5 separate regions of the Homo sapiens genome follow, and all the other regions are linked to region 2. A link is a contact called in ENCODE Hi-C or POLR2A ChIA-PET data. All regions are on one chromosome and are shown on one strand. Each heading gives the region's core, a stretch centred on a gene start or an enhancer-like site at or near the end of the contact. The rest is flanking DNA. Distances are from core to core; before and after follow the strand shown.

Region 1 (3,632 bases), core at 662-3,161, 570 kb after region 2:
CGGATGTCGTGGCCCACACCTGCAATCCCTGCACTTTGGGAGGCCGAGGTGGGCAGACCACTTGAGGTCAGGAGTTCGAGACCAGCCTGGCCAACATGGTAAAACCCTGTCTCTACTAAAAATACAAAAATTAGCCGGGCTTGGTGGTGGGCACCTGTAATCCCAGCTACTCAGAAGGCTGAGGCAGAATTGCTTGAATCCGGGAGGGAGGCGGAGGTTGCAGTAAGCCCAGATCGCGCCACTGCCCTCCTGCCTGGGCAACAGAGTGAGACTCCATCTCAAAAAAAAAAAAATGCTGAATGTTTATCTCAGCCAGGAAGTGTGCTGGGGGGCAAGATACAGCTGGGAAAGAGACAGCTGTGCTTTCACCATTCAGTGAGATACTGCACTGGAGGCTGGGGGAGCAGAGGAAGTGGCTCTGGAGGGCAGAATCCTGCTGAAGGCCTTGCCATAGGTCTGGAGACAGGTTGGTGACAGGGGCCCTGGCTGCCCATAGTTCCAATAAGGCCTAAGTAACTTTCTCTAAGGCTGGAAGCCTTAGGAAGAAGCCAGGTGAGAAACCTGGCATCTGGTCCCATTGAGGCCAAATTACAGCTCCACGGGGGCCGCATGGAAGTGAGAGCTCCCTTAAGACAGCAGATGTGAAGGAAGCAGCGAACACAGTGCTTGATGGCAGCTGAGCTCATGTAGCAGGAGATATTGACAGGTCTCTAAGACTACAGGAAATCGTTGAATTCAATGAGATCATGCATGGAGATTGCCTATACCGTGCCTGGTCATGGTAAGCATTCAGACATTAGCTACGATAGGGACCATTAATTCAGCAAACAAAGATTTATTGCCTCCCTATTATGGTCAATAATCCTACTGTTCTAGGTGTTGGGATACAGCAGTGAACAACAGACAAAATCCATGAGCTGTCAGAGCTTTCCTTCCAGCAGAGAAAGACAAGCAATCGCAAAATGAACAAGCAAAATATATAGTACATCAGCTGGTGCTACAGAGACTTAAAGCAGTGAAGGGGCGTAGGAAGTGTTTGGACCAGGTGGTGCTATTTTATTTTATTTTATTTTATTTTTATTTTTTAGAGACAAGGTCTCGCTACGTCGCCCACGCTGGAGTGCAGTGGTGAGATCCTATTAGATCCCTGCAGCTTCGAACTCCTGGGCGATCCTCCCACCTTAGTTGGTGCTATTTTAAATAAGGCTGTCAAGGAATACAAGTGCAAATCAAGACAAAGGAGGTGAGGGAATGTGCCATGCAAATACCTAAAGAAATCAGTCCAGATTGGGAAGGAACCCCTAGAAGCGGTGGGCAGTGCAGTGCGGGCGCTCTCCTCTGGCTGCGCCCTTTCCCTCTGTGAGGCAGGACGTCAGGTCAGAGCTGAGGGAGCATGAGGAGGAAAGAGGCGGGGGTGGGAAACAGTCTCGGGAGGGGGCGAGCAGTCAGGATTGCAGCGCTCGGAGGGCTTACTGCCTCTGAGGTCAGGGCTGATCGGCAGAGGATTTAGCATCTCTGGGGGCTGGGATGCCAGGGTCCAGCAACCTTGCTCTGGCCCACAGGCCGACCCTGGGCGTAAACACCTGCCTATGCACATCTGAGCCTAGCACCTAACGCCACTGTACATACAAGCACGATATTTTTGAACATTTGACGACTTAGTTAAGCCTCCCAGGTGGCTGCACCTGCGCAGTTCACTCAGGTCCGCAATCCCTCATCTGAAACGCCTGGTCTGGGCAAGTATGAGAATTCATACCATTCTAGATCGCAGGAGGGCGTGGAGCATTCGAAAGAGGGGCCTGAGCGGAGGTCTTGCTGTCCCAGGGAGACCCCGGCTGCCATTAGCAAGCGGTGAGCCGGCAGCCTGTGCGCGGAGGGAAGGGCAGCGCGCAGCGCCCAGTGGTGAAAGAGGCGCTAGCGCACGCGCAGTGAGCGTTTGAGAGGAGCAAACCCGTCGAGACGAAGCTGTAGCGCAAGCGCAGTGGGTATTGAGAGCGGCCGCACCAGCTGAGGGTTCGCGCAACGCTAAACGATGGCCGGGACTAAGGCCTGAGACTCAAGCTCAGGCGCAGTGAAGCGCAGAGCCGCTAGAGTGTCGCGGAGGGCGCCTGAGGCGCATGCGCGGACTCAGCGTTTTTAAGAAGGGCTGGGGGTGCTGGGGAGTTCGCCCCAGCGTGTTGGGGGGGAGTCGCCGCCGCGGGGGGGGGGTTTGGGGTCACCGCCGCGGGGTTTGTCGCCGCCGCTGGGAGCTCACCTGCGTCCGAGGCCGTAAGGACGGCTCCAGTTCATCCTCCATCCGCCTCTGCCGCAGCACTGAGGCTGAAAAGCCGCTCACTCCTTACTCGGCTAAGCCCCAAGCTCATCTCTGCAGGCCGGAAGGGAGCTCTGGTCCAAGGTCATCTCGGCCAAGCCCCTGCATTCGCCCTCGCAAGTGCCAGCAAGCGACTCTGGTCGCCGCGCTCCCAAGTCCTCCCCCGAAATTCCGGCTCTGGCCCCTCGTCCCCCTCCTTTGCTACAGTCTCTGGACTAAATGTCTGCGGGTCTCTGTCTCTCGCTGGTCTGACCTCAGCCGCAACCCTGCGCGATTCCCTGCGCCGGTCGCCACTGCCGGCCGCCAGAACCTCGGAGGCCACTGCCCCTGGGCGTTCTCCGGAGGGCCAAGCCCTTGGTTGTGCACATCTATGCACGCCCCACCTACACCCCCCCCCCCCCACACACACACACTTTGGTTCAGGTATCCCCGACCTTTCCCCAGAGGACGGGAAAATTAGGAAAGACCGAAAGATAGACCCACCAGTCTTCGGAGCGCTCTCATCTGTGCGTCCTGGGCAGAGCGAGAGACTTGGCGGAATGCGGGTAGGAGAACCGGTCTCGGGTTGCCGCCAGGGGATCCATTGCGTGAGAGGCAGGTCCGACTTATGCTGGGGGCACTTGGAGTTGAGGAACCACAGAGTCCACTGAACCGGATTAATCTTTTATCCCTCAGGGCTTCTCAGGCCCTGCATGGAGGAATCCAGGAGCTGGACAAAGACCAACTGAAACTAGACTTGCCAAAGATGCTATTTGTGGTCACAGAAACATAGAGCTGGACATGACCTTAAGAAGTCACCTGAGCAGACACTGTGATGGGCACTGTAGTAGCTCTATTGCTCAGACTTGGTTTTTGTTTGACTTTTGCTGCTCTGAACTTTAATTCCTAAAAACACTGCATTTTTAAGGAAAAACACAAAATATTAGCAGTTATAATAAATAGGTATTTTATTGCATGCTTTTCGTGCATCTATTAAGATGATCATATGGGTATTCTCCTTTAATCTGTTAATGAGATCAGTTACATCAATAAACTTTCTAATGGTAAACCATTCTTGAATTCTTGGGGTAGACGCAACTTGGTCATAATATTATTGTTATTAATACATTGTTAGTTTCAACTGCTGATATTTTATTTTGATAGGTTAATTTTTTTCTTTTTTTTTTTTAATTTATTTATTTTTTTTTTATTGATCATTCTTGGGTGTTTCTCGCAGAGGGGGATTTGGCAGGGTCATAGGACAATAGTGGAGGGAAGGTCAGCAGATAAACAAGTGAACAAAGGTCTCTGGTTTTCCTAGGCAGAGGACCCTGCGGCCTTG
Region 2 (3,744 bases), core at 743-3,242:
CCCCTCCCTCAGAAGCCTCCCAGAGTGACAGGAAGGTCAGAGGCCCCGGGGAGGGGGCGGGGCCAGGATCTGGCAATTTCCTATCCCTCTCTGTTGGCTCTGTGCATCTAATTACTCCTTGAGTCATCTGTTGCTAACCAGGAGGGGAAATTAAATATTAATAATGTAATACTTCTCTGTGATTACCCCTTGTTGGGGACAGATCAGAGGGCAGATGCTGCCCCATACAGACAGGGGACACATGCTGCGGAATGTGCATAATGCCTCTTGAAAGAACCACCTTATAGGATTCCACGCGGTCAGACTCAAAACTGCTGCTGCTTCCTGCCTTCCTCCTCACCTCCCCCAACCTGGCCACTTTAATTAAAACTCCATTTAATCAAAACCCACACATCTTCTGGTTCCTCATATGTCGCACTAGCAAGGCCCTCTGTACACATGCCCAGATGGTGGCTATACCCCCCAGAGCCTGCTGCACGGAGGTGCCCACCAGCTTCTAGGCAGTGACCTGCACATCTGCTCCTGAGTGCGGCTAAGAGCAACATACAGGACACAGTGCACGGACTCGGACCCGCTCCAGCCATGCCTGGCCTGTTCCTGGGCTCCAGAATCCCAGCCTTAGAACCCTCCTGCTGCTTTTCCATAACAAATGTTTACCAAGTACCTCCACCAGGCCTGGCAGCACCCCAACTGCTGGGCCAAAGGGAGGTGTGCCCCCGTTGCTGTGCCTGGCCCCATCTGAGCATATGGCAGGGGACCTCAAAGGAGGAAAGGACCCAGGACATTCCTGGGAGGCGGCTGCTGCCCTGCAGTTTCAGGCACTGCAGGCCACTCCCTGTCTCCACAACATTGGCTCAGCTAAGAGGAGTCGCAAATCAATTTCAAAGCGCAAGAGGTATATGAAGGCTAAGAAAGGTAAGCAACAGAATAAAAAACATGGAGGTGAATTCATTCCAGTAGGAAGGAAGGTAATACAGTAATCTAATAATGATTTCAGAGACCTTTAGAATCTCCAAAGAGGCAAAGAAAGGAATGGCATCCGTAGACAAGAATGAGAACTTCTGAACCGACTGGCGGAAATGAAACAAGGACAGGTGGATATGAACAAGAAATAATACAAAATCCAGGGACTGAAAAATAGAAGGACTGAAGTAAGGGATGTGGTGAGCTTCAGGCACACGTACAGTGGAAGAGACGACTGGGGATCTGAAGCTAGTACTGAGGAATTCTCCCAGAAACGCCATGAAGAGACCTAGTCTAGGAGGAAACGGTTGAGAGGCATGGGGTGGACTGAGAAGCATCAACAAGTGGCTTGCGGGAGCTCGGCAGGGCACGGCAGGTTGTGGGCCCCACTATGACTGGCTTTTGGGATGGCCCAGGGGGGCCTGGGCATGAACCTCCCAGAACCCAGGGCCCCAGGATCCCCATACCCCTTCCAAACTCATCAGCGCAGGTGCCTTCCTCACTGCCCAGTGGTAAGCAGCCACCCAGCACGGGCTCCACTTCCCTCCTGACCTCCGGGGCTGCCCGGTGGCCCTTACTTCAGGCGCTGGGTGCAGGCTGGGCCCGGGACCCAGAGATACACCTGGCATCCCTCCCCCACAGCCCGGGTGCAGCTGCAGCTCTCTGCTCCTGGTGGCAGGATGTGGGCAAGATGGGGCCAAGACCCAGCTCCCTGCAGCTGGAGGCTAAGGCTCTGAGCCTGCCTCACAGAGCAGCCCCCACATCGCAGCCCCGGGGCCAGTGCTGGGGGCCCCAGCTCCTGCTCCCCACACCCCCATGTGTCCAGGCTAGGGGCCAGGAAGGCCACAGCACCCCCTCCTCCCCGCCTGGGGGCCACTCACCCCCTCACACGAGGCTTCACCTGACAGCCCTCCTCCGAGGGGCCGCACCCCGCACCAAGGTGCTGGGGGCCCACGCTGTGCTGAAAGCAGCTTGGCTGGGGGCGGCTCCTGCTCCATGTCACAGTCCCTGAGGCCCAGGCAGAGCTTCCCCTCTGCACGCGGCTGCTCACATGTACACAGGCTGTGGTGAGCCACGTCACGTCACGTGAAGGATTGGCACCTGCACCTCCCTCAGATGGCGGGCAACAGGTACTATGCCGCTGAAGGGGGGACAAGGGAGTGTTTCTAGATGGCCCCGCGGACACAGAGCCCAGGAGTCCTGGGCGGGACCCTGTGGGAGGCTTGAAGGGGCAGTGCTGGGTGCAGGGCCTCACAATGCCCCAGGGTGGCTGCAATGAGGATGGGAGGGGTGAGGACCGGCTGTTGGGTCCCTGGGCAGGTGCGACGAGGCAGCCCCGGAGGCTGACAGGAGGGCAGGGTGACCAAGCAGAGCCTGGCCACTGCTTCTTCCCCACTGAGCAGCCTCCCCCAGGCTGGCTCAGGGTTTGCAGAGGCCACTGAGGGACCAGAGGCGAGTCCTCCTGTGACACGGGCAGACCAGCCCGGGGCCTCTGGGGAGAAGTCTCCTGCCCAGATGCCAGAGGAGACACCAAGTGGCACCATCGGCCTCCCTCTGCTTGGCCAGCTCCGGCAGCCTCTCCACCAGGTGACGGCCGATGCCAGAGACCAGGGCTGCAGCGGCACATCCGAGGAGTGGGCACAGAAGAGCAGCAGCAGCCCCTGCCCAGTGACTCCTGGAACAAGCTTCCCCTGCGGGGTGTTGGCGGGGGGTGGTGAGAGAATCCCCATGGCAACTCACAGAAACATCATCTGGGTGAGACTTGGAGGAGAAGGTGAAGGGAGAGAGGTATCGAGAGATTCTAGCAGAGAAAATGCCCGAAGCCAGGGTCCTGCCTTCCCTGGGCTCCCATCATCCCCTGTGCTGGGACGAGGGGCAGCTGCTCTGCTGCTCCTCTCTCCACCTGATCCTCCCCAGTCCCTGGCCAGATCCATGGAGTCCAGGCTGCAGGGGCCCAGGCCTCCTCCGCCATGAAACTGCCTCTTCCCACCACCCAGAGCCCCAGGTTCTGCACAGGATGTGGGCAGTTGTGTGGGGGCTCCTCTCTGCACCCCAGCTCCATTCCCTTCCCCATCTGGGCTCCTCTGCTCCTTGCAACCTCTGGACCACCCACCTCCTAGGACCAAGCCCCTCCTGTCAATGGCCCAGACCCTTCTGGGAGCTAGAACCCTCCCATTCACCAGCTCAGCTCCTGCCTGTGCAGTCTCCTCTCCACAGCACCCCCACCACACATGCCCTAAATCCCCTCAGCCTGTGCTTCCCGCCTTCATCCATCCATCCATCTTCTGTCTGTCCTTCCTCTGCTCTCCTGCGTGCTCAGGGCTCTGTTTGCGCTGCAATAGACAAGACAGACCCCGCAAACACGGTTGGGAAGGCAGTTCTAGCTCATTTGGGGTTAGGTGGCTCGGGTATTAGGTCTGTGAGAGGGTACTAAGACCTTCTTTGGAGTGTCAGGACACAGCTGAGAGCCACCAGGGGCTGTGGTCCCACACAGCAGGCACTGCCCAGGCCTCACCTGGACTTTGCAGGACGTGATGCTCTCAAGTCACATGCTGGCTCCCAGGCCAACTACCATTCATATGTCCCTCTGCCAACAGCAATCCCTGTGGTGTCCCCTGACCCTCAAGCCTAACACCCTCCCTCCCGGGTTCCCCGCTCCAGCACACACCCCTCACCGGCCCTCTGGTCTGCCCTAAACCTTCCCCCACTTGCTCCCAAGCCAAGGCCTTTCCACATTAGGCATTGCTAAGATCATCATCCTTGTTCTACAGATGAGATATC
Region 3 (3,323 bases), core at 277-2,776, 590 kb after region 2:
GGTCTCGAACTCCTGACCTCAGGTGATCCACCCGCCTCGGCCTCCCAAAGTGCTGGGATTACAGGTGTGAGCCACTGCGCCCAGCCTTGTGACTGGTTTATGTTACTGGGTGTAATGTCTTCAAGGGTCATCCATGCTGCATCATGTATCCGAATTTCATTCCTTTAAGGTTGAATGGTATTGCATTGCATGTAGACAGCACATTTCGTCTGTCTCATCGGTGGGTGAACTGATGTGAACCATTGTGAATAATGGGGCCATGAACATGGGTGTATGAACATCTGTTCAAGTCCCTGCTTTTGATTCTTTTGAATGTGTACCCACAAGCAGCATTGCTGGATCATACGGTAATTCTATTTTTAATTTTTTGAGTCATGATCATATTGTTTTTCACAGCGGATGCACCATTTTATATTCCCACCAACGGTGCCCAAGGGTTCCAATTTCCCCATATCCTCGCCAACACTTATTTTGTTTTATTGTTTTGCTTTTCACAGTTACCATCCTGATGGACACAGGGATGCTTGCAAAGTGACAAACTTTAGAGGTATCCCAGGTCACCCCACCTGGCACTGCGGACGCCCACGTGGCCCCACCCCTCACTTGGCAATATTCTCATCAAGTGTCAGCACTAGCTTATTGTATTGACTGCCTCCTGGCTGGACTCTAAGAGACAGTGTCTTTTATTGCATGCTACATCCCCAACATCTAGAACAGTGTCAGGCAAACAGTTGTTTAATAAACGGTGGAAGGAAGGAAGGGAGGGAGGGAGGGAGGGAAGGAGGGAAGGAAGGTGGGTAGGTTGGTTTCTATTTTCCACCAAAATATTGAGGACCTCTCCTGCCTGTCCACTTGCTCTGGTGCGCCTCTCAACCCTCGCGCCCCACCTGGACTCAATCCCGCAGTCCTGCCTCTCCTTCCTTGGGCCCCCGGGGAAGAACCCCGACAGCGGCCGGCACATTTGAGTGGGGCCCTGGACGTTTGGGGAGGTTTGGACACATTCCCGAATGCCTCCCTGCTGTGGGTTAGGTGGGCCTGTCTTGGGCTGGCAGCGAGGACAACGTTGTGGCTAGGTCGTCAGTTAGTGAGCCAGCACGGTCTGAGCCGCCACACTCCGCGCCCCGCCCACGCGCCCCGCCCTTTCCAGTTTTGCCTCGCCTGCTCGGGTCTTCGCTCCTGTAACCCATACGATCTTAGCCCCGCCCCCGTGGTGTCGTGGGTCCACGCTACTGGTCCTCTCCTAGAAAGCCGCGAAATGACCAGTTCCTCATTGGCCACACGTTCTCCCGCGCCACCACCGCAGCCACAACAACCGCCACGTGCTCAACCTTGGCGCCTGCCCATTGGCCACCAGCCTCTACCCGCCCACTCTCCCTTTCCGCCCCTAATTTCCCTCTTCTTCCTTCCATTGGCTGTCGGGCTCAGGGGCTCTCTTTTCAGCCTGGGGCGCGCAGCGCCTCGGATGCGGATTGGCCGAAGGCGGGGCTGGGAGGCGGGTTAAAGAGCGCGTTGCTGGCTGGGCCACGCGTGCTTGAGAAGGTTCAATGGCGTGGCAGGGACTAGCGGCCGAGTTCCTGCAGGTGCCGGCGGTGACGCGGGCTTACACCGCAGCCTGTGTCCTCACCACCGCCGCGGTGGTAAGCGGCCGGGCGGACCGGACGTCGCCTTGGTTACAGCCTCTGGCGGGAGGGGTGAGGGTCGCCATGGTTACGGCGTGGCTCCCGGGCAGCTCTTGACTGGCCCCTGGTTCCACAGCAGCTGGAGCTCCTCAGCCCCTTTCAACTCTACTTCAACCCGCACCTTGTGTTCCGGAAGTTCCAGGTGAGGCCGCCCCGCGCCGCGCACCTGTGGGCCCGACCCACCCACCCCGCACCTGACCGCCCGTCCCCCGTAGGTCTGGAGGCTCGTCACCAACTTCCTCTTCTTCGGGCCCCTGGGATTCAGCTTCTTCTTCAACATGCTCTTCGTGTATCCTGCGCCCTGCGGACACGGGCTGGGTGGAGGGCAGGCCGGCCGGGCTGGGAGAGAGGCCGGGACGGGGAAACTGAGGCCCCGCCTGGTGGCACTTCCTATACCGACGCCGTAGGTTCCGCTACTGCCGCATGCTGGAAGAGGGCTCCTTCCGCGGCCGCACGGCCGACTTCGTCTTCATGTTTCTCTTCGGGGGCGTCCTTATGACCGTATCCTTCCCGCAGGCTCTGGAACCTCGGGCTAGGGCGCCTCGGCGTCCAGCCTGTGTTGGTCCTGGGGCCAACACAGCCATGCCAGAGAGGGACACAGTCGCTGTCTCCAGCTTAGTATGTGTTGAGGGCCCACTCTGTGCTCAGCTGCAGGGGTCAGGGCTAGATCTTCAGTGCTGTATGCAAAATACAAAGCCATGCACAAAAGAGCCAGGTGGGTTGTCAGGGCCACTAGCTGAGCCCTGAATGCGAGTAGCCGGGAGAAACTGGGGCAGGGACAGGCAGTGGTTGGGCCCTGGGATGAGGCTGTAGGTGTGCAGGGCAGATTTCGTGGGACCTGAAGCCCGTGGAGTGTGTCGCCTTTATTGGACTGGCTCATCTTGATGAGGGAATAGCACATAGGGGAGATGAGGGGAAGAATTCCAGGGTCTTGGGAAGTCAGAGGGGCCCTGGGCTTGGGCTGAGGCCTGCACCGGAGCACCTTGACTCTGGCCCAGCTGCTGGGACTCCTGGGCAGCCTGTTCTTCCTGGGCCAGGCCCTCATGGCCATGCTGGTGTACGTGTGGAGCCGCCGCAGCCCTCGGGTGAGGGTCAACTTCTTCGGCCTGCTCACTTTCCAGGCACCGTTCCTGCCTTGGGCGCTCATGGGCTTCTCGCTGCTGCTGGGCAACTCCATCCTCGTGGACCTGCTGGGTGAGCCTCCCGGTACATCTAGTCCGCCCCAGGCTGGCCACTCCCCTCAGGACACGCTGCTTATGCCCTGGGGCCCCTCTCCCATCCTTGCTGGAGTTCTCCTCACACCTGGCTCCATCCCCATCTTCCTGCCCTCCCAGCTGCTGTGCTCTTACAGCCCCTCAAGCCAGCCGGCCCACATAATTTGCATCGTCAGGACGGATCTACTGATGCTTGCACGGTCCTGATGGGAGTGAGGATGGGAGGGTCAGGGTTCCTGCCCCATGGCTCCCACTCCTCCACTATTCTCAGGCCCTCCCCTCCCTGGGTCCTGCCTGCTTCTGGGCCTTTTAAGCTTGTCCTTCACGGCCAACCCGGGGCTGGCACTCTGTGCAAGGCTTTGGGGCACTCATGCTGTGGGGCCTGCAGGGCCACCAGGCTGTGGATGGGGGCCTGGGGCAGGCTCTGCTG
Region 4 (3,682 bases), core at 185-2,684, 630 kb before region 2:
ACATTCCTTGCTGGTCACAAGATAGTCATGGGATGTTTACAGTTGAGGAAACAGCCTAAAGATACCTACAAGGACGTACTCCTACATCAGCACAGAGTCCAGGTGTCCCAATACCCATAACAGTATGTGCTTGCAAGATAATTATAGTTACGCTTCGGTATACTCACACACTAAAATGTCAAGGATGGTTTTTGTTTTGCTTTTCAAGATTGTTTTATATTTCAATAATTTTGGGAAGTACAGGTCGTTTTTGGTTACATGGGTGAATTCTATAGTGATGATTTCTGAGATTTTCGTGCACCCGTCACCCGAGCAGTGTGCACTGTACCCAATATGTAGTCTTTCAACCCTCACCCACCTCCCAACCTTCCCCCCAAGTCCCCAAATTCCATGATATCATTCTTATGCCTTTTCATGCTCATAGCTTAGCGCCCACTTGTAAGTGAGAACATATAATATTTGGTTTTCCATTCCTGAGTTACTTCGCTCAGAATAATGGTCTCCAGCTCCGTCTAAGTTGCTGCAGAAGACATTATTCCCTTCCTTTTTTGTGGCTGAGTAGTATTCCATGGTGTATACATACGTGCCACGTTTCTTTAAATCAATAAAGTAATCAATTTTGTCATGCCGTGCGCTCACCTGCAAGTAGACACAGTTTAGCTTAGCTTTTACATGGACAACACTCCTCTATAAGAAAAACTTAAAAACAAACCCGGGCGGTGGGTCCTCCTCTCACTTTCTGAGGATGCTCTACTCTGTAACAGGGTAGCTTTCAATCAACCATCCCTTCTTACTGCACTCCGGAACTTGCTTTGAATTCCTTCCTGTACGAAATCCGAGAACCCTCTCTTGGGGTCCGTTTCAAGACCCTCTTCTCTGGTAACAATGGCATATCCACTTCAGCCCCCTTGGCTAGCAGAGCAATAAGAGGGAGCCCAAACTGGGGCCAGCCCATCAGAAAAGGGGGTTATCTGCCCCAAAAAAAGGCATCTCTGAGCCAATCCCAGGGCAGAGCCAACCCACAGAGCCCTTAAGAGTGTTGTCAGCTGCAGCACATTTGAAATCACTGAAAACACACAACTAGGGAGTGGCGGGTGGCGGGGGGCGGGGGTGGGTGCCGGTTGGGAGGGGGGGAACAGCAAACACATTTTCCATCCTCTCAGTTCCCAGCCTGACCCAACAACTGCCCTCCTGGCCCCAATCGGTTCTCTCCACCATGCGGAGGGGCAGATGGGGTAGATGGGGTCAGCGAAGACAGGACCCAGCAAGAAGCAGCAGCCCAGTCGAAAAGCCTGAAGTCCTGATACAACCAACGCAGATGCGTAAAAAAAATGCCGTGCTGCGTGAAAGGAGCCAGACACAACAAAGCCATGCTGCATGAGCCCACTGACAGGAAATGTGCAGAAAAGGCAAGACTGCAGAGACAGGCCGCAGACGAGTGGCTGCCAGGGGCTTCCGCTGGATGGGGTGGGGGCTGGGGGGAGTGCCTGCTAATAGGTACAGTGCTTCCTTCTGGGGTGAGGACAATGTTCTGGGCTAGAGAGTGATCCCTGGGCAACTTGGTACATTTACTAAAAATTGCTGTACACTTCAATCGAGTGAATTTTATACTCTGTAAATTATACTTCAATAAGCTATTGGAGGAGGAGGAGGAAGAAGAAAAAAGAGGAGGAGGAGAAAAGAGAGGAAGGGGTAAAGGTGGAAGAGGAAAAGGAGGGGGAAGAGGAGGAGGAAGAGGAGATGGGCCCAGTGCAGTGACTCAGGCCTGTAATCCCAGCACTTCACGAGGCTGAGGTGGGAGGATCACTTGAGCCCAGGAGTTCAATACCAGCCTTGGCAACATGGCCAGACCCTGTCTTGATTTTTAAAAAGAAAAAAAAAAGTGCAGAAGGAGGAGAAAAGGGAGGAAGAGATAAAAATGGAAGAGGAAGAAGAGGAAAAGGAGGAGAAAAAACAGGAGGAAGAGAAGAGGGAGGAAGAGAAAAGGGAGGAGGAAAAGAAGGAAGTGGAGAAGGAGCAAACCGTGCCAAGGGATGAGAAAAGAGGGAGAAGCAAGCTAGAAGGTCTTGCCTGGGCATGCGCAGGGCCAGCAGCGCCTACAACCTGGCTGGAGCGCTCCCTCCCCACTCAGTCAGTGAACATGATTAAGCCCTACCAGGAGCTGGGAGCGAAGCTGCTGGGAGCAGGGATCTGCACTCAGGTAGGCCTGGGGTTCAAATCCCAACTACAGCCCTGCCTCACACTGTCATCCAGGACAACCTGCTTCTCTTCTCTGTGCCTCGGTTTCTTCAGACATAAAATGAGGCTGAGAATAACAACAACAATCATGATAATTTCCTCCCTCACAGGATGGCAGTGAGGCAGAGGTCAGATGATATGAGAAAAGCACTCAGCAGGCTGACTGCAACTGCTCAATCAATGAAGGCCCTGAGGATAAAGTGTGAAGCATTAGGGACATGAGTGAGGCAGGATTCTTGCCCTCAGCGGGGCTCACGGTCTGTAAGAGAAGCACTTGGGAATAAATTACAGCACTAGAGGCTAGAGGGCCTGGAATGGAGGAGTTCACAGGATAGGGTGCAACCCAGGAGGGCTTCTTGGAGAAGGTGGCACAGAACCCAGGCTTGAAATATGACAAAATGTCCCTATTCTCAAGAGACCTCGAGTTCAAGTAGAAGATTCAGCATCTCTGGAAATACATCTCCTTAAGAGAAAAATGCTGTTTCTATAACCATAAGTTTCTCACTATAGGCTCGGCTATCCATACCCCACGCTCTTTTTTACAAATAAAACAAAAACAAAATTTTTTTTTCCCAAAAAATACTTTCTCCGGAAGAGAAAATATCATCCATGAAAATAAATGGGGCAGCCAGGGCTGTGAAGGCTGCAGAGGAACATCCTAAGCTCAGCTGGGCAGCTCTGATGTCAGGTTCACAAAATAGAAACTGACATGGGGCCCAATGGGGACAGAGCACAGTGACACATCTACCGAAATTAGTGGGCTGCATGAAAAGATGAAAATCTAAGTGGTCATGGAAAATTTGGATGTTTCAGGTTTAGAATGGAGGCCCGAATGTAAAACGGCTTAAAAGCAAATTAACGAAATGTGGAAAATAGACCGTCTCCATCCTACCCTCTTGTGGTCATTTCTGAATGATGCACAAGAAAACCAGTGCCTTGTTTCACCTGGGAGGAGAATGAGGCAGGTAAAACAGAAACTGGCGGCCCTGGATTGAGCCCCCACCTGTGCTACCTGCCCAGTGTCGAAGCCTGGGCCAAGTCAGTTCGTTTTGCCAACCCTCAGTTTCCCGTGGGTCTCCCAGAGTTGTGGCAAGGATCCAGTGAGATAACAAGTGTGAATAACAAGACCTCTGATACCCAGAGTGTGAACCGAAGGCAGCTAGAATGTGGCCTGAGCACATGGTGAGATGTCACATTGAAATCAGGATTGGGCCAGGCGCGGTGGCTCACACCTGTAATCCCAGCACTTTGGGAGGCCGAGGTGGACCATCACATGAGGTCAGGAGTTTGAGACCAGCCTGGCCAACATGGCGAAACCCTGTCTCTACTAAAAATACAAAAATTAGCCAGGCGTGATGGTGCACGCCTGTAATCCCAGCTACTCAGGAGGCTGAGTCAGGAGAATCACTTGAACTCAGGCAGCAGAGGTTGCGGTGAGCCAAGA
Region 5 (3,283 bases), core at 317-2,816, 530 kb after region 2:
CACTGCGCCCAAACATAACTGAAGGTTTTACAGACATGTCTGTGGCACCACAGAACACGAACGGTCCCAATGGAAACCCCACGCCCAATTTCCTCAGGGAACTGCTGTGGCGGAGGCTTGGTGGGTGTCTGAGGGGAGCAGAACCCAAGGCGTGGGGTTCGGGGGTGGACGGGGCGGTATGACCAAGAACTCTGCACCTCCCCCACCCACCCGCCTGAAAACTCTCCTGAAGTCACCTAACAAAGTGGATGGCAGTGAGTGGCTCTGGGTGGGATCTTTCTGTCCTCTGGCTACCCTCTGCCCAACAAGAAGGCTGGGGAAGGTGGGGCTGAGAGAAAGGTCTAGGCCTAGAAGACCTCGGACTCCTCCCAACTCCAACTCCTCCTCCCCCTCTTCCGTGGTCGGCTCACCTCCAGCACCCCACGTGGTGGCCCTAGGTACAACGGATTCCGGCGGGCAGAGCGCCTTAGATCCCGAGTCTGCAGCCCAGGGCAGAGTGCCAACTTCTCCTCATCCCTTCGTACGCCATAGAATGGAAAGACACTGGGGCTCCTCTGTTAGGAGCGTAGGAGGGACAGGCTGGACAAAAGGGCTCCCGAACAGCAGGTTCGGAGGAGAGCAACCCGGCCCTGACCCCCGCCCCCAACACCGTTCCCGACCTCGCTCCCCAATATCCCGGCTCTGCACCAATTCCTCCCGCAAGCCAAGGAACCCCGAGGCACTCCTAGTCTCTAAACCGTTTATTTCTCCCCACCAGAAGGTTGGGGTGGGCGGGCCTAGAACACAGCGTGCGGCGGGTTCCCGGGTGGAGCCAGCGCAGACAGCGTGGGTCCCTGCGGCTCTTAGGCGAAGGTGGAGTTGTTCCAGCCCACATTGGCCGCGTTCATGTCGTAATAGTTGATGTAGACCCTGCGGGGGGAGGAGGCCGGACTCAGCGGGTGGCTCAGTCCCGGGCCTGGCCGCGCGCCGCCGCCCCTCCCCCGCCCCTCCGCGACTCCGCGTACCTGTCCGGGCTGATGCGCAGGCGCTCGGCCAGCAGGCCGCACAGCAGCTTGCTGTAGGAGCGGTTCTGCGCGCCGCCGATCTTGCCGATGCTGTGCAGGCTGCAGAGCGCGCACGGCTCGCTGGAGCCGCCGAAGGCCATGAGCTGGTCCGGGACCACGTGCACCGCGATGTACTGCGAGGAAAGGGCGCGGTCAGCCCGCCCCAGCGACCTCGTCGGGCCCCGAACGTCCACTTCGGGCCCGAGCCACCGTCCTCCCCCCGCCCCGCCCCCCAGCTCCGTTCAGGAGTCGCCTCCCCAGCTCCCAGCGCGGAACCCCTCGTCCGGTGGGCACCCCCCTCTTCCTGTCCCCTCCCGGCAAACCTGGGGGGGCTTGCCGGTGGCCTGCGCCAGCTGCTGGGTGAGCTCGGAGAGGAACCCGTCCGGCACGGAGGCGCGGGGCACGTTGGTGTTTACGATGAACATCGGCATGATGGCAGAAGGACCAGGAGACCCGCGCAGAGGCACAGACGCACGCGCCGCGGCCGCCGCTGAGCTACGTGCCTGACTTCTCGGACACCACTGTGGTCCCGCCTTTTGTGACGCCACCGCCGGCGCCAGGCCCCGCCCCCGCGAGGCTGCGGCTCCGCCCCGAGTGGGGAAGTCACCGCCTGCCTCGGCTCGACCCCCGCAGGGCAGGACCCTGGGCGACTCCGCCCGTTCCTCCAGCAACCGCCGCTAAGCCCGGCGCACCGCTCCAACCTGTTCTCCACTTGGCGGCTAGAAATCGGCCTGTTCCGGCCTCGCCTCGGGTCTTTCTTAGTCCTTTCACTAAGTCACCGATGTTAGTCGCCAGGAGGCGCTGTGCCGGGGGTGGGGATGCGGCGGTGAACCCGGAAGATGGCCCCTTACCCTTCCAGAGATGAAGCCCAGTTCATTCCACTGCACGCACTGAGCCCCTGTACCTCCTGTCTTTGGGCCACATGTCCTCAAGGGCTCCAGTCCCGCATGCGTGAGCTTGTGTGTTTGAGATGGGGCGGGGTAGTCATCGCGGCAGGTGAGAGGGGAGCTGCCCCTGCGAATCACCATCCAGGGAACTTCCCTGAACCCCTGCTCTTTAAAGAGGATAGGATGCTGGGAGGCACCGAAGGGAAGGAGGCGAGGTCCAGAGCAGGTTCAGTGGTTCAAACGTGCTCAGCTCCCCTTCTCTGGGCCTCTGGGCAACTTCAGCTCCTCAGGGAAGCCACACCCTAGTCAGGTCCACCGTGTATGGCCTCTCATAGAGCCCTTGGTGAATTTCTTAAATGTCTTTTCCACTAATGGTAAACTCGGGGACCATCTAGCAGGTGCCAGGCATACAAGAGACATTGACTAATACTGCTGAATGAATGAATGAATGAATGGGTGAAAGAAGATAAGCCATGACATAGCAGGAAGAGGACAAGGCAGCAACTGGATCACAGGCCAGGTCCTCAGAGATTTCCAGGGAGGTCCTGTCCTTGGTCTCTGATAGGTGCAATCCATATACCAGTCTCAGTGAAGGCCATGTGATATAGGAAGGACACCCATGCCTGTGGGACCCTCGTGGCACCAGCCAGCCTCCAGCTGGGAGGCCCCATGGCCCATTTATACAAATAGCCTATGGGTATTGGTTCCTGCAGCTGGGCCCCAGACTCTTTCCCTCCTGGTGTCACACCTTCTCTTACCTGTGCCCAGGGCTCCCTAACTGATGGCACTCCATACCATGTCTCCAGCCAGGGGCACTCCCCTAAGTCCCAGGCGCTGACAGCAGCTGACTGAGTGTCCACTGCTCTGTAAAGTCCAAATGTATGACTTGTCCTCCTACACCTCATCACCTGCCAGTAAAATATGCTTCCTTTCACTATCCCTTTATTCCCACTTCTCTCCATTCCCTGAACTACCGCCTAGTCTACACTACCTGCATCCCCTTTGGCCTGGACCACTGTGACTTCCCTATGGTGGACTGCTGCTCCTCAAGGGAGGAGTCTGTTTCCAGCCCCAGGCAGCAGAGTTAGCCCCGACTCCCTGTGCCCTATGAAAGCTGAGCAGAATTACATAAGTCACTCCAGGCAGAAGACTGAAGAGCCAGGGCCTGGTTGACCTGTGCCCTGTGAACCTGAATGACAAGGTGCAGCCTCGCCAGCAAGCACATGAGCTGCCCCTGGAGGTGAGCCCCTGCCAATCTCAGGTTGTTACCATAACAAAGGGTTGCCTTACCTGGCCAGTGACGGAGCAGGAGCATTGCCATCTTGAACAAACACCACCATTCTAAGTTCCCCC

What was found. Hi-C counts contacts between places; a loop is a spot of excess contacts on that map. ChIA-PET counts read pairs that join two places held with the same protein, here RNA polymerase II (POLR2A). Pooled maps may share reads with other maps.
Region 1: a loop to region 2 is called in a pooled map, with 4 times the contacts of the local background. The contact joins the promoter of SLC2A11 here to the promoter of ADORA2A in region 2. A Hi-C loop is called at or near these places in 3 of 37 single-sample maps with no recorded cell type and 1 of 50 pooled maps. POLR2A ChIA-PET finds 5 or more read pairs at or near these places in 3 of 52 experiments (GM12878, activated B cell and activated CD4-positive, alpha-beta T cell).
Region 3: a map of B cell shows a loop between it and region 2 (5-fold over the local background). The contact joins the promoter of DERL3 here to the promoter of ADORA2A in region 2. A Hi-C loop is called at or near these places in 1 of 168 maps with a recorded cell type or tissue (B cell), 2 of 37 single-sample maps with no recorded cell type and 5 of 50 pooled maps.
Region 4: a loop to region 2 is called in a map of CD4-positive, alpha-beta T cell, with 6 times the contacts of the local background. The contact joins the enhancer-like site here to the promoter of ADORA2A in region 2. A Hi-C loop is called at or near these places in 2 of 168 maps with a recorded cell type or tissue (CD4-positive, alpha-beta T cell and CD8-positive, alpha-beta T cell) and 6 of 50 pooled maps. POLR2A ChIA-PET finds 5 or more read pairs at or near these places in 1 of 52 experiments (A673).
Region 5: a loop to region 2 is called in a map of naive thymus-derived CD4-positive, alpha-beta T cell, with 11 times the contacts of the local background. The contact joins the promoter of MIF here to the promoter of ADORA2A in region 2. A Hi-C loop is called at or near these places in 1 of 168 maps with a recorded cell type or tissue (naive thymus-derived CD4-positive, alpha-beta T cell), 3 of 37 single-sample maps with no recorded cell type and 9 of 50 pooled maps. POLR2A ChIA-PET finds 5 or more read pairs at or near these places in 4 of 52 experiments (CD4-positive, alpha-beta T cell, CD4-positive, alpha-beta memory T cell, K562 and 1 more).

The regions. Positions count from the first base shown.
Region 1 is chr22:23,856,154-23,859,785 of GRCh38, reverse strand. It overlaps SLC2A11 (solute carrier family 2 member 11), which reads right to left and starts at 1,911. Exons shown (of 12, transcript NM_001024939.4): 1 at 1,757-1,911. The coding sequence starts at 1,786.
Region 2 is chr22:24,425,847-24,429,590 of GRCh38, reverse strand. ADORA2A (adenosine A2a receptor) reads right to left here and starts at 1,992. Exons shown (of 3, transcript NM_000675.6): 1 at 1,845-1,992. The region is part of intron 18 of SPECC1L-ADORA2A (SPECC1L-ADORA2A readthrough (NMD candidate)); the gene reads right to left. It overlaps ADORA2A-AS1 (ADORA2A antisense RNA 1), which reads left to right. Exons shown (of 7, transcript NR_028484.3): 7 at 1-385. RefSeq lists enhancers at 1-131, 206-365 and a silencer at 1,802-1,911.
Region 3 is chr22:23,837,209-23,840,531 of GRCh38, reverse strand. It overlaps DERL3 (derlin 3), which reads left to right and starts at 1,526. Exons shown (of 7, transcript NM_001002862.3): 1 at 1,526-1,637; 2 at 1,756-1,821; 3 at 1,895-1,968; 4 at 2,087-2,180; 5 at 2,678-2,873. The coding sequence starts at 1,545. It overlaps SMARCB1 (SWI/SNF related BAF chromatin remodeling complex subunit B1), which reads right to left. Exons shown (of 9, transcript NM_003073.5): 9 at 2,523-3,323. RefSeq lists a silencer at 1,301-1,603.
Region 4 is chr22:25,060,248-25,063,929 of GRCh38, reverse strand. The region is part of intron 6 of KIAA1671; the gene reads right to left. Among named protein-coding and RNA genes, the nearest start is that of KIAA1671-AS1, 51 kb to the left of the region's middle. RefSeq lists an enhancer at 1,767-2,681. Within about 2 kb of position 1,434, at least 7 of the 41 ENCODE cell types and tissues checked have a DNase peak (open chromatin) inside an H3K27ac peak, as active enhancers do; they include CD4-positive, alpha-beta T cell and CD8-positive, alpha-beta T cell, where a contact is called at or near this core.
Region 5 is chr22:23,892,666-23,895,948 of GRCh38, reverse strand. It overlaps MIF (macrophage migration inhibitory factor), which reads right to left and starts at 1,566. Exons shown (of 3, transcript NM_002415.2): 1 at 1,367-1,566; 2 at 1,005-1,177; 3 at 726-909. The coding sequence starts at 1,474. The coding sequence ends at 843. MIF-AS1 (MIF antisense RNA 1) reads left to right here. Exons shown (of 3, transcript NR_038911.1): 2 at 1-120; 3 at 417-2,239. RefSeq lists enhancers at 276-1,083, 1,084-1,891.